Linked DNA regions of Homo sapiens: region 2 is linked to region 1. A link is a contact called in ENCODE Hi-C or POLR2A ChIA-PET data. All regions are on one chromosome and are shown on one strand. The core of a region is the stretch at or near the end of the contact, and the rest is flanking DNA. Distances in the headings are between cores, read along the strand shown. Region 1 overlaps MAP4K3-DT (MAP4K3 divergent transcript). Region 2 overlaps MAP4K3-DT (MAP4K3 divergent transcript).

Region 1 (6,530 bases), core at 683-3,182:
ACAAAGATGCCCCCTTCAGCTCTTCTGGGTGTCACAAACAACACTAATGAAGCAAGAAAGAGTAGTAGTGACAGTCTCATCAGAATCCTCAACCCATACCCCTGCTTCCTCCCCATTGAGTCCTGCGTGGTGAAAGATGCCATCCAAAGTTAGAAACCTGGCGACGAACGTGGCCATGCGATCTCAACTCTCACTTAACAATACTTCTGTGACTCCTCAAATTATATTTCTCAACTGGGCACATGAATCTTTTCTGTCCATTCTCAGCACTCCCCACTCCCTGGTTCACAGTGACTCTTTGTAGACCCCGCCACATGCACACACAAATGTGCACACACACTCACAGACACCCTGTTGTATTTTCCTTCTGTCTTTGCTTGTGCTTCCCCCTTGTATTAGTCCATTCTCACATTGCTATAAATACCTGAGACAGGGTAATTTAAAAAGAAAAGAGGTTTAACTAGCTCGCAGTTCTTTGTGCTATACAGGAAGCATGATGCTGTCATCTTCTTGGTTTCTGGGGAGGCCTCAGGAAACTTACAGTCATGGTGGAAGGTGAAGGAGAAGCACACATCTCACATGACTAGAGTGACGGCAAGAGAGAGAGCGAAGGGGGGAAGTGCCACGTACTTTGAAACAACCAGATCTTGCAAGAACTCACTATCATAAGAACAGCACCAACACGATAGTGCTAAACCATTCATGAGAAATACGTCCCCATGATCTTGTCACTTCCTGCCAGGCTCCACCGCCAACACTGGGGATTACAATTCGACATGAGATTTGGTGGGGACACAGTTCCAAACCATACCACCCCTCTATCTGGAATACAACTCCATCCTTCCCTGGGTTGTCCTGAGAGTCCCTACTCATCCTTTAGGTTTCAGCTCAATTAAATTCTTTTCTTTTGAACAGTTTCTTGCTCTTCTAAAGTAAATCCATTACCCAGAACACATAAACACAAAGTCTTTAAACTTTGCTCATTCATCAGAGAATTCTTCCTCCTTGGTGTCAGAGAGAGGGCAGCAAAGAAAGCTGTGAATATTTATAAGGTAAGTTTTGTTATTGGGGCAGGGGATGTGGGAAGAATCCATATCACAAATTTTGAACACAAATGAGTCCAAATATTGCCACATTTAACTGTCCTGCTTCTCTGGAAGAATACCAAAATGGTCCAAAAGAAGAAATAACAAGGGACCATAGCAGGTGTGTGAGCCGTGCAATGGCAAAAAGAGGAAATGACAGGAAAGAGGATGGATAGGATGTATAATTAACTGACTCTGGAGAAAATATGAGGAATCAAGGAAGGGTATGATTCTGAGCCTTAGAAACTAAGGGAAAGATGATATCTATAACAGGCTGGGCATGGTGGCTCACTTCTGTAATCACAGCACTTTGGGAGGCTGAGGTGGGAGGATCACTTGAGGTCAGGAGTTTGAGACCAGCCTGGCCAACATGGTGAAACCCCATCTCCACAAAAAATACAAAAATTACTCTGGTGTGGTGGTGCATGCCTGTAATCCCAGCTACTCAGGAGGCTGAAGCAGGAGAATCACTTGAACACAGGAGGTGAAGGTTGCAGTGAGCCGAGATCACACCACTATACTCCAGCCTGGGCAACGGAGCAAGACTCCATCTAAGAATAATGATATCTGTAATGGCATTTGGGAGGATTAAAGGGGAGGAAATTTGATGGAACAGCAGGGCATCAAGTGGAACGTGTCACAAGCAGATCTGTAGCTTAGAACTCAGGGGAGGGGGAAGCCCTGGTGAACAGATAGGGACTTAGCAATGACCAAAGATGAGAATAAGCAAAATTAGCTGAAATAGAGGGTAAAACCAGAGCACCAAGGACTTGGCCTTGTGGGACATCCACAGTTACAAAAGGGGAAGAAAAAGTGAAAGCAGTTTAAAAACTGGAAGCATCAGAAGAGGTAGTGATCCGGGACAGCAGAGCATCCTAACAGCCAACAGGAGAGAGGTAAAAGGAAGAGCAGTCAACACTGCTGGATGCTGCAGAGGAGTGAAGGAAAATGGGGGCTGAAGGAAAAACGGTTTCATTCAGTGACTCGGAAACAACAGCAGTGACTTCAGAGAGGGCAATTGCCAAGAGAAAGGTGAGAGAGGAAGCTAGATTACGAACTGCAGAGAAGCAAATGCTAGTTGATTTCTAGTCAAGATGGGGCTTTGAGGACCACGCCAATCCAAAATGATAGTGATAATAGATTTAATATAAAATGGGAAAAATGTAAGGCATTTTCACACTTAAAAACATCTCCATAGCCCAGAAATGGAACAGAAACAATATGGTAAGTAGCCTGAAGATGTAGACCAGCTCAATTCTGCCAACAGCAAACAGAGGCATCCAGGGGCAAGACTCATACAGGGTACTAAGAACTAAATAACCCATGTGAGGCAGAAGACTCACATGAAATCAAGGGCTGGGATAAGGCTACCCCCTTGAAAGGAATTGCCTAGGGCTACAGGCTTGTAAACATCTGTATACCTAGGGACATGGAAGAACCAGGCATAGTCTTAAAGACGGAATTTGACCCTAGAGAAGGAACTGGATCTACAATACTATAGGATAAAACCGAGGTCTAGGCCTGGGAGGCCCAGAAAGTAGGTAACGGCAAAACTATGAGACCAGGAAGGTTAAGCCTAGGGGGACAGGAAGGAAGGAATGAAGGAAGAGAAGAAGGAACAGAGAAAAGGAGAGAGGGAGAGAAATAAGAAAGACTGCCAAAAATAGAAACCACAACATGGAGAAGCATTCACACCAGGTAAAAACAAAATACTAGAGTATCTGAAAATTACTTCTTTAAAAAGAATTTGTTCAAGACTTTCAAAGGAATTAAGCAGAGGAATAACATTCATAAAAATTATGAAGCACGAACCGTCAGAAATAAAATAGCTATGATTATGAAGAATAACAAATTAAAATCCTGAGAATTAAAAATACAGTCATAGAAAAGTTTTTTTTTGTTTTGAGACAGAGTTTCACTCTTGGTGCCCAGGCTGGAGTGCAATGGCATGATCTTGGCTCACCGCAACCTCCGCCTCATGGATTCAAGAGATTCTCCTGCCTCAGCCTCCCTAGTAGCCGGGATTACAGGCGCCTGCCACCATGGCCAGCTAATTTTTTGTATTTTTAGTAGACACAGGGTTTCACTATGTTGGCCAGGCTGGTTTGGAACTCCTGACCTCAGGTGATCCACTCTCCTCAGCCTCCCAAAGTGCTAGGATTACAGGTGTGAGCTACCATGTCCAGCTCAGTCATAGAAATTTTTAAAAGAAAGAAAGAACAATGAATAGGATAAACTCTGAAATGAACACACTTAGAAAATTGGGAAATAGTACAATATTGCTAAACTGACCCATGACAAAATATTGCACCCGCAGAGTTAAGAGACATATACGGTAGGCAGGGAGACCTCAACATACCACTGCTAAGAGTTTCTGATGAAGAGCAGTTTGGTGATTAATACATTCATTTATTCTTTTTTTTTTTTTTCAGATGGAGTCTCGCTGTGTTGCCCAGGCTGGGGTGCAATGGCGCAATCTTGGCTCACTGCAACCTCCACTTCTTGGGTGCAAGTGATTCTCCTGCCTCAGCTTCCTGAGTAGCTGGGATTATAGACGCGCACCACCATGCCCAGCTAATTTTTGTATTTTTAGTAGAGATGGAGTTTCACCAGCTTTGGCCAAGCTGGTCTCAAACACCTGACCTTGTGATCCACCCATCTTGGCCTCCCAAAGTGCTGGGATTACAGGCATGAGCCACCACGCCTGGCCCATTTATTTAATTCTTAGAATGAAAAAAAATATATTGGCAACAAGTATCCAACTGAAGAAGCTGAAAAGAATGTTAGTGAAAATCCAAATAAAGAGGAAGAAACTAACATGCAGGCACAGAGATTAATAAAACACACACACAGATACACACACACACACACACACACACACACACACACACACACCAGAAGTGAAAAATGAAACAAAAAGCTAGTATAGTCGGCTCTCCATCTGTATCTGCAGTTTCCACATCCACAGATTCAACCAATTGTAGACAGAAAATATTCTGAAAAATAAAAAATAACAATACAACAATAAATATGCAAATAAAAACAATATAGCATAACAACTATTTACATAGCATTTATATCATATTAGGTATTTTATGTAACCTAGAGAAAATTTGAAGCATACAGGAGAATTGTGCAGGCTATATGCAAATAGTATGGCATTTTACATCAAGGACTTGAGCATCCTTGGATTTTGGTATGCAAGTGTGTCCTGGAACCAATCCCCCACAAATACCAAGGGACCACTGTACTTTGAAAAAACTAATTAAATTGACACACTTCTATTAAGGCTGATCAAAAAGACAAGAGAAGGCACAAAAATATTAGGAAAGAAAAGGTAATATAAACAATTCAAGTAAAATTTATAAATACAACTTTTTTTTTTTTTTTTTTTGAGACAGGGTCTCACTCTGTCTTCTAGGTTAGAGTGCAGTGCCATCATCTAGGCTCACTGCAGCCTCAACCTTCCAGGCTCAGGCGATCCTCCTCAGCTCAGCTTCCTGAGTAGCTGGGACTACAGGTATGTGCCAGCACATCCGGCTAATTTTTGTATTTTTTGTAGAGAGGAGGTTTTGCCATGTTGCCCAAGCTGGTCTCAAACTCCTGGGCTCAAGCAATCTACCCACCTCAGCCTCCCAAAGTTCTGGGTTTTACAGGCATGAGCCACCGTGCCTGGCTACAAATACAAGCTTTTTAATTCTTCAGAAAATATTGCTGGGCACGGTGGCTCACACCTGTAATCTCACCACTTTGGGAGGCCGAAGCAGGTAAATCACACGGTCAGGAGTTTGAGACCAGCCAGTTCGAGATCAGCCTGGCCAACATGGTGAAACCTCGTATCTACTAAAAATACAAAAATTAGATGGTTGTGGTGGCAAGCATCTGTAATCCAAGCTACTCAGGAGACTGAGACAGGAGAATTGCTTGAATCTGGGAGGTGGATGTTGCAGTGAGCCGAGATCGCGCCACTGCACTCCAGCCTGGGCGACAGAGCAAGACTCCATCTCGGAAAAAAAGAAAGAAAGAAAGAAAGAAAATGTTATTTTTCAACCTCATGCTAATAAACTTGTATACATGGATTTAGTAGAAATGTTTTTAAACAAATACAAATTATCAAAATAAACTCAAGAAGAAATAGGGAGCCTGAATAGATTTAAAAAAATCAGTAATAGATCAAACAACAATCAATCAAAATTATTACTTATCAATAAATATCAGGCCCAAGTGTTTTTGTTTTTTTTTTCAGATGGAGTTTTACTCTTGTTGCCCAGGCTGGAGTGCAATGGCCCGATCTCGGTTCACTGCAACCTCCACCTGCCAGGTTCAAGCGATTCTCCTGCCTCAGCCTCCCAAGTAGCTGGGATTACAGGCATGCACCACCACTCCTGGCTAATTTTGTATTTTTCGTAGAGACGGGGTTTCTCCATGTTGGTCAGGCTGGTCTCGAACTCCCGACCTCGGGTGATCTGCCTGCGTTGGCCTCCCAAAGTGCTGGGATTATAGGCGTGAGCCACCGAGCCTGGCCTCAAATGTTTTTTTACAAATGAGTTTTATCAAGCTTTCAATTAAGAAATAGTAGCTATCATACAGGAACTACTTTGTAAAATTGGAAAGAAAGGAGGTACTATCCAATTCACTCTATGATTCTAGGGTAGCCCTAACACCCAAAACAAATGGCAGTAAAAATATTACATACCAAACTCACTTATAAACTGAATTGAAAAGATCCTATAGGCTGCTCTGTCTATGGAGTAACCATTCCATTTTATTTTATTTTTTATTTTTATTTTTATTTTTTTGAGACGCAGTCTCACTCTGTCACCAGGCTGGAGTGCAGTGGTGTGATCTCGGCTCACTGCAACCTGTGACTCCCTGGTTCAAGTGATTCTTCTGCCTCAGCCTCCCGAGTAGCTGGGATTACAGGCATGTGCCACCACACCCAGCTAATTTTTGCATTTTTAGTAGAGACAGAGTTTCACAATGTTGGCCAGGATGGTCTCGATCTCCTGACCTCGTGATCCGCCTGCTTCGGCCTCCCAAAGTGTTGGGAAGTGTTGGGATTACAGGTGTGAGCCACCACGCCCGGCTGGAGTAGCCATCCTTTTATTCCTTACTTTCTTAACAAACTGCTTTCACTTAAAAAAAAAAAAAAAGAAAGAAAGAAAGAAAGAAAAAAATAAAAGACCCTATATCTCTAATTAGAAACCTTAGGAAAAGATAAATTCTAAATAAAATCCTAGTCAATTAAATTCAAGAATGTATTTTAAAAAATAAAAATACCTCATAACCAAATAGAATTTACCCCAAGAATATAAGAATGTTTTGACATCAGAAAATATCTATATATTTGTTCATAATATTGCCTACATACAGAAAAACACACAAAAAAAACCCTCTATGGAATTTTTTAAAAAAGACATTCTACAAAAGTAAACATTCATTCAT
Region 2 (6,898 bases), core at 2,023-4,522, 54 kb before region 1:
GGATGAATTAAGGTGGTGCAGGAGATTGGGAAACTGATTTCCCAGGGATTAAAGTAATGAATTTTTTATTTGAGAAATTCTCAAAATGCAATTTCTTTAATAATATTCAACCTATTCAGAAGCCTGTCTCTAGGCTGTTTTACCAGAGACATTTAGGCTTGCCCTTAGGGATTAGTGTATGTTGGGATATGGGAAGAGAGGAGAAACTCAGTGTGAAAAAATATATTGCTACTGAGAGCCAAGGAGAGGAATCCAATCTGCATAATGTCCCTAATTAGCTCTTTCCACCAGCACCTTGCAAATCCTCTCCCCAGAGTCTCCAAGAAAACCAGTGGAAGAGAACAGGCTGACAATGAGAAGAAGCTGCATGCAAACAAGCTCAGGTGTGGGTTTAGGAAAGAAATCAGGCTGAGGGTTGAAACAGCTAAAGAAATGTATTAAGGATAGAATGTCCAGCTCACAGCACTGGGGATGTACCCCCACTGTCTCCCCATGGTGACTCCAGATGGTGGGAAAAGTCTGAGACAGGAGAGAGCAGTGGGCCAGGGGTCCAGGAACCAGGTTTTCAGCTGTGTCTATAGGACTCATCAGCTGTGCGATGGCGGCAATTTGTTGTGCCTTCCTGGACCTCGGCTCCCTCACCTGTAATTAAGCAGGGCCAAGGTCATGGATGTGCAAACTGTGCTCAGAAGATCCCATTGTTAGAAGGGCCCCACACTTGGTTTAATATCTGCTGTCACCATCTTGAATTCTTTATAATGACGGCACCACATTTTCCTTTTGCACTAAGCCCATCAAATTATGTAGCTGGGGTATTATGCAGAGGGGAGTTTTAAGTGATTGTGATTATACTAAAGATTCATTTATTTGGTTTTTAAGCTGTCCATAAAATTATCCTATGAAATCAGGATCATGAGAGTCTGGAAACCTTTAGGAAGAGAACAAGCCTTAAAGTAAACACACTTTATTTGCAAATGGTGTGGTGTTAGTGTTGATCAATTGACTACTCCAATTAATTGATAAGGTTAGCTGAACTCCTCTTTATAGATTGTCATTGCCTTAAGACACTCAGTTGCGTACTAAACACTGAAATTTATACTGAAAGTATTTTAATATTCTGACTCTTTCATTGCCAAAGGCTACTCATTCTAAACAGTATAATTCTCACTGAACAACACAACATACACAAAATATGTGTCTGCCTTAGTTTCTGGTTATCTTAATTATTAGTTTCTGGTTATCTTAATTACGTCAGGATCATGGTAATATTCATAATGAAAAGCAGACACTTATTAAAGTTTGAATATGAATAGGGAAACTTTCCCAGACTCTGGGATTTCAGAGCTAGGGTTAGGATCAGGGTCAGGATTAGAGTTAGGGGTTAGGATTAGGGTGAGGGATTGAAGTTAGAGTTAAGATTCAGTACCTCACCTGGAGACTTATTAAACATGAAACTTAGGCAGGCTATTTATGTATATAAATAAAATATACAGCACACACACACACATACACACAAATAGCTCAAAGGAAATCTTCGTTAAGGGCCAGTGAGCCTCAGAGTCAAAGAATGTTGTGGAAGTTCTGGGGGGAGGGGAATCTTAGGAACCAGAAAACCAATCTGCTATGATCTGAATGTTTGTGTCCTCCGAAAATTCATATGTTAAGATGTAATCACCAATGTGATAGTATTTGGAGGTGAGGCATTTTCATGATAATTAGATCATGAGGGCAGCCTTTATGAATGGGAGTAGTCTTCTTAGAAATGAGGCCTGAGGCTGGGCGCGGTGGCTCACACCTACAATCCCAACATTCTGGGAGGCTCAGGCGGGCAGATCAAGAGGTCAAGAGATCGAGACCATCCTGGCCAACATGGTGAAACCCTGTCTCTACTAAAAATACAAAAAAATTAGTTGGGCGTGGTGGTGGGCACCTATAATCCCAGCTACTCGGGAGGCTGAGGCAGGAGAATCGCTTGAACCCGGGAGGCGGAGGTTGCAGTGAGCTGAGATGGCGCCACTGCACTCCAGCCTGGTGACAGAGTGAGACTCCGTCTCAAAAAAGCAAAAAAAAAAAGAAAAGAGGCCTGAGAGAGCTGCCATCCCCCTTCCACCATGTGAGGACACAGTGAAAAAGCGCCATCTATGAACCAAAGGTGAACCCTCACCAGACACCGACTCTCCTGGCACCAAGGAAGGGCTTGGACTTCCCAGCCTCCAGAACTGTGACAGATAAGTTTCAGTTGTTTATAAGCCATCCAGTCTATGGTATTTTGTTATAGCAGCACCAACAGACTAAGACACACACACTCCACACTGTTGCAGTCCCCTTGGTGGAGATGGAGTGAGCCCATCATATCACCTGCAGTTGGTTCCAGCTCAAGTTTGGGAGTCAGCATTGAGTCTATGAATGTGTAGTGAGAACCCATTTCACAGAAGGCTCGGGCTAGTTTAATGGAGATACAGAGGTGAACAAGCTGAGGTTCTGGCCTTCACACAGCTCCAATCCAAGGAAGGGAAGAACACATAAAGTATAACTGAAGCCTCACCAGGGAGCCACCTGCCCTGCCTCTGACAGCTGAGTGAGAGGAGGACTCTCAGAGAAGATGAGTAAATAGAATTCTTTTTCAGCTATTGATTGAGGATATTGAAAAATGAAAAAATATCAATCACGGAAGCAGTCCTTCATCGGCAGGAGTGCATCAGAGAATTGCGAGGTGAGAATGTGGCTTAGCGTGGAGGCTCTGGTTTTTACTCATTTGCAGGCTGCCTGGCCAAGATCTTCCCAGTCCTGTTTGCTCAAGGTGACATTCACAAAAGATAATGCTAGCCTACTTTTTCTAAAAATAAAGAAATAGTATAATTTCACCTTGCTTTAAGCAACCCTGATCTTTAAAATCCAAGCAAACAGATAAATCAGTAAAGAATTCTTCACTTTATAAAATGTCTCACCACAAGATGGCCTTAAAAGTAAACTCCCAGATTAGTACATTTTAGGTGGAATTTGACTTACAAAAAAAGTGGTTTATATGCATCATTGAAGCAGCACATCTACTATGTAAAGTCAGATATCCTTGTAGTTGATCCAAAGTCATAAATAAAATAAGCAGTCATCCTTCACCAGCATTATTCAATTGAGAAATCTGGAAAGGCAATCTAAACAACAATCTTCCTGTCAGTGGCTATATTATTAGACTGCAGCTTTTCAGTTTCCTGTATGTTGACAGGAAGCTGATCTCCTGAAGGAGAAAGAATACCCACGGGATCATTTCTTCAGCCCCATTAAATGTGAGTCAGGGCCAGTATGTCTGCACATAGCTATTTCAACTGCAGTGAAGAGTTGAAGTAACAGATTGGTATGATTTCCAGGAAAGTTCTAGAATGAAGTATTAATATTTAGATAATGATTTGTGAACACTTAGAAATTAAGAAGTGATTATTCAGAGTTAGTGTAAGCTAACTAAGAAAACGATATCCTATTTTTAAAAAGACTTACTATACCAGTAAAGTTGAGAAATTCCATAGATGAAACATACCCAATTTTGGTGACATATTTCATTAAGTCATGAAATCATCATAGAAAAGGTGAAAAAAATATATATGTGCTCAGTGAAAATGCAGTTATACAGATTTGTATTTTCTTCAGTGGCCAAATTAATGGCTGACGAATAGACCCATGTGAACCTACAGGGAGGTTCCTAGTATGTGTCACAGGGCTTAGCATTTTAGCAATGCCTGGGGGAAAGGTTTGAAAAGCCCTGTTATCAAGATCACATAGTATCTTGGAAGCTGGAAGGCTAACATTAGAAAGCAGAATCTGGATTAGAAAAGTTTTCAGTAAGACAGAAGAATCAAAACAAACAAATAAATATAATTTAAAAGGGATAAGTGTAAAATTTTACATTAAGAATTTTATGGTTGGTCACAGTGGTGCACACCTGTAAATCCAGCACTTTGGGAGGCCGAGGAAGGCAGATCACTTGAGGCAAAGAGTTCGAGACCAGCCTGGCCAACATTGCAAAACCCCATCTCTATTAAAAATACAAAAATTAGCCAGGCATAGTGGTGCACGCCTGTAGTCCCAGTTACTCAGGAGGCAGGAGAATTGCATGAACCTGGGGGATGAAGGTTGCAGTGAGCCAAGATTGCACCACTGCACTCCAGCCTGTAAGACTGTAAGACCCTGTCTATAAGACTCTGTCTTTGTATCAGGATGTATAAACCAAATCCATGATTTAAAGACCACTCAGCCTGTAAGACTCTGTCTCAAACAAAAAGACAGAGAGAGAGAATTTTATATAGAGACAAAATCTGGCTTGATGGAAGGTCATCTGACAGAGAACTAGGTGTTTTGGTAGGCCACAGATTTTATATGGGCCATTAATGAAATATGAATGTTAAAAATTATAACAAAAAGCTAATAGACTCTTGGCAGTTAATACTTATTTTCTCCCAGTTTATCAAGGGTTCTTATCTTCTTTATACTTTTCTGGATTTTCCAAATTTTCACATATGTTATTTTTATGAACAGAAAAACTACTCTTAGAATTTGAAAGTATTTTAATAACTGTCCTATTTTAATAACTGTCCTATGGACATTGGAGCAGGCTATTTCATATAGTTTTAGAGGCTGAAACTAGGGAAAACGGCTTGAAGTTATAGGAGACAATTTTAGCCTAAGTACTCAGCTCACCATCGAGTGGGTTCCCATCCCTGGAAGTGTTTACATAACCGTTGGCTAACTACAGAAGTGGCATATCATAGCATAGCATAGCATAGCATAGCATAGCATAGCATAGCACAGCACAGCACAGCACAGCACAGCACAGCACAGCACAGCACAGCACAGCACAGCATAGCATAGCATAGCAGTGAAAATCTCTGGCTCTGCCAAACTGCCTGGGCTTGCACCTTGGCTATGCTACTGACTTAGACGAGGCATGGTCTTAGATGAGGCATTCCACTATTTCGTCAGCTATAAAAAGGGCATGATAGTAACTGTATTTGTCCATATGGTCGCTAAGGATTAAAAGGATTCATCTGTATCAATATCCTTAAGACAATAACTGGACTATGCTCAATAAACATTATTATCATCTGTCAGAAGTGGTACATAAAGAATCTCTGCCTTGCTTGAGAAACTAGACTAAATGATTACCAAAAGTTACCTCCAATTTCATTATCTTATTGTTCTAAGTCAAGGAGCACCCTTCCTCAGGTGGCACTGTCTTATTACCTAAGCCTGTACTCCTGAATAGAACCCTGATAATAACAAAATTATTGCAGGAGAGCAAAATATATTACAAAGGAAGTGTCCAAAAGCTACTCAGCATCTCATACATTTCATTACCCAGAATAGGAAGCAGGCCCAGTGGTGGCACTGGACATATAAACCAAATCCATGATTTGGCCAGGTGCGGTGGCTCACGCCTGTAATCCCAGCACTTTGGGAGGCTAAGGCGGGCAGATTACGAGGTCAGGAGATCAAGACCATCCTGGCTAACATGGTGAAACCCCATCTCTACTAAAAATACAAAAAATTAGCCGGGCATGGTGGCGGGTGCCTGTAGTCCCAGCTACTCGGGAGGCTGAGGCAGGAGAATCGCTTGAACCTGGGAGGCGGAGGTCGCAGTGAGCTGAGATCGCACCACTGCACTCCAGCCTGGGCGATAGAGAAAGACTCTGACTCAAGAAAAAAAAAAAAATCCATGATTTGAAGTCCCAAGGCCTGGACAAAGGGTAGGGTGAAGAAGAAGAAGAAGGAGCCAAAGGAATACAGAAAACAAACGTCTGTACTTATTGATGTATTTATTTGTTCATTCATTCAACAAATGCATTTACTGAGCACTTACTATGCACTAGGCACTGTACTGGTTCTAAGCCCCGGAAACCAGGCACAGTTCCTGCCCTAATGGAGTCATATTCAGTGGGAAATATATTTCAACCAAAAAATGACACCAAGAAACATAAAATGACAGTTGTGATCAGCACCTGAAGGAGAAGTACCCAGGGCCATATGGTAGAGAGTTGCCCTGGTCAGAGAGGTCAAGAAAGACAGCCCTGAGGAAGCCATAACTGAGCTGAGATTTGAAGAAAGGGTGAAACTTACAGAAGTAAGTGCATTCTGGACAAAGAGCAGTTGGTGAGAGGAAGCGTGGCAGGTAAAAAGAACTGAAAGAGGCCGAGCGCGGTGGCTCACGCCTGTAATCCCAGCACTTTGGGAGGCTGAGGCAGGTGGATCACAAGGTCAGGAGATTGAGACCATCCTGGTTAACACAGTGAAACCCTGTCTCTACTAAAAATACAAAAAATTAGCTGGGCGTGGTGGCAGGCGCCTGTAGTCCCAGTTACTGCAGAGGCTGAGGCGGGAGAATGGCGTGAACCCGGGAGGCGGAGCTTGCAGTGAGCAGAGATCGCACCACTGCACTCCAGCCTGGGTGACAGAGCGAGACTCCATCTCAAAAAAAAAAAAAAAAGAAGTGAAAGAAGGCCACAGTGGTTGGAGTAAAGAGAGCAAAGCAGAGCATGGTTTGATCTAAAGCTGGCTAGGTACAGGGCCTATGGTCATGTTAAGGAATGTTGCATCCTAAAATCATGGGAGGGCATGCAAACATTTTAAACATCTCAGGGAAGACATGAAAATCAGATGAAGAACTCACTCAGCATACATTGTGGGAGGTGGAGGTCAAAACAGTGGCAGATAGACCAATAAAGAGGCTTTTAAGGTTATCCAGGAAGAGGTGAAGGTAGCTTAGACTAGGATAGTGGGAGTGGAAGTAGGGAAAAAAGTACAGATTCAAAGAGGTTTAGGAAGCAAAATTGAATGTGAAGGGTAAGGCAGAGGGAAAGGTCATGGTGACTCCAAGTTCTGGCCTGCTTAACAATGCGGGTGACATAGGGAA

What was found. Hi-C counts contacts between places; a loop is a spot of excess contacts on that map. ChIA-PET counts read pairs that join two places held with the same protein, here RNA polymerase II (POLR2A). Pooled maps may share reads with other maps.
Region 2: a pooled map shows a loop between it and region 1 (2.0-fold over the local background). The contact joins two enhancer-like sites. A Hi-C loop is called at or near these places in 1 of 168 maps with a recorded cell type or tissue (PC-9), 3 of 37 single-sample maps with no recorded cell type and 2 of 50 pooled maps. POLR2A ChIA-PET finds 5 or more read pairs at or near these places in 4 of 52 experiments (MCF 10A, OCI-LY7, PC-9 and 1 more).

Annotation. Positions count from the first base shown.
Region 1 is chr2:39,472,078-39,478,607 of GRCh38, reverse strand. The region is part of intron 3 of MAP4K3-DT (MAP4K3 divergent transcript); the gene reads right to left. Among named protein-coding and RNA genes, the nearest start is that of MAP4K3-DT, 38 kb to the right of the region's middle. Within about 2 kb of position 1,932, at least 4 of the 41 ENCODE cell types and tissues checked have a DNase peak (open chromatin) inside an H3K27ac peak, as active enhancers do.
Region 2 is chr2:39,526,850-39,533,747 of GRCh38, reverse strand. All of the region lies in intron 5 of MAP4K3-DT (MAP4K3 divergent transcript), which reads right to left. Among named protein-coding and RNA genes, the nearest start is that of MAP4K3-DT, 93 kb to the right of the region's middle. RefSeq lists an enhancer at 6,379-6,438. Within about 2 kb of position 3,272, at least 2 of the 41 ENCODE cell types and tissues checked have a DNase peak (open chromatin) inside an H3K27ac peak, as active enhancers do.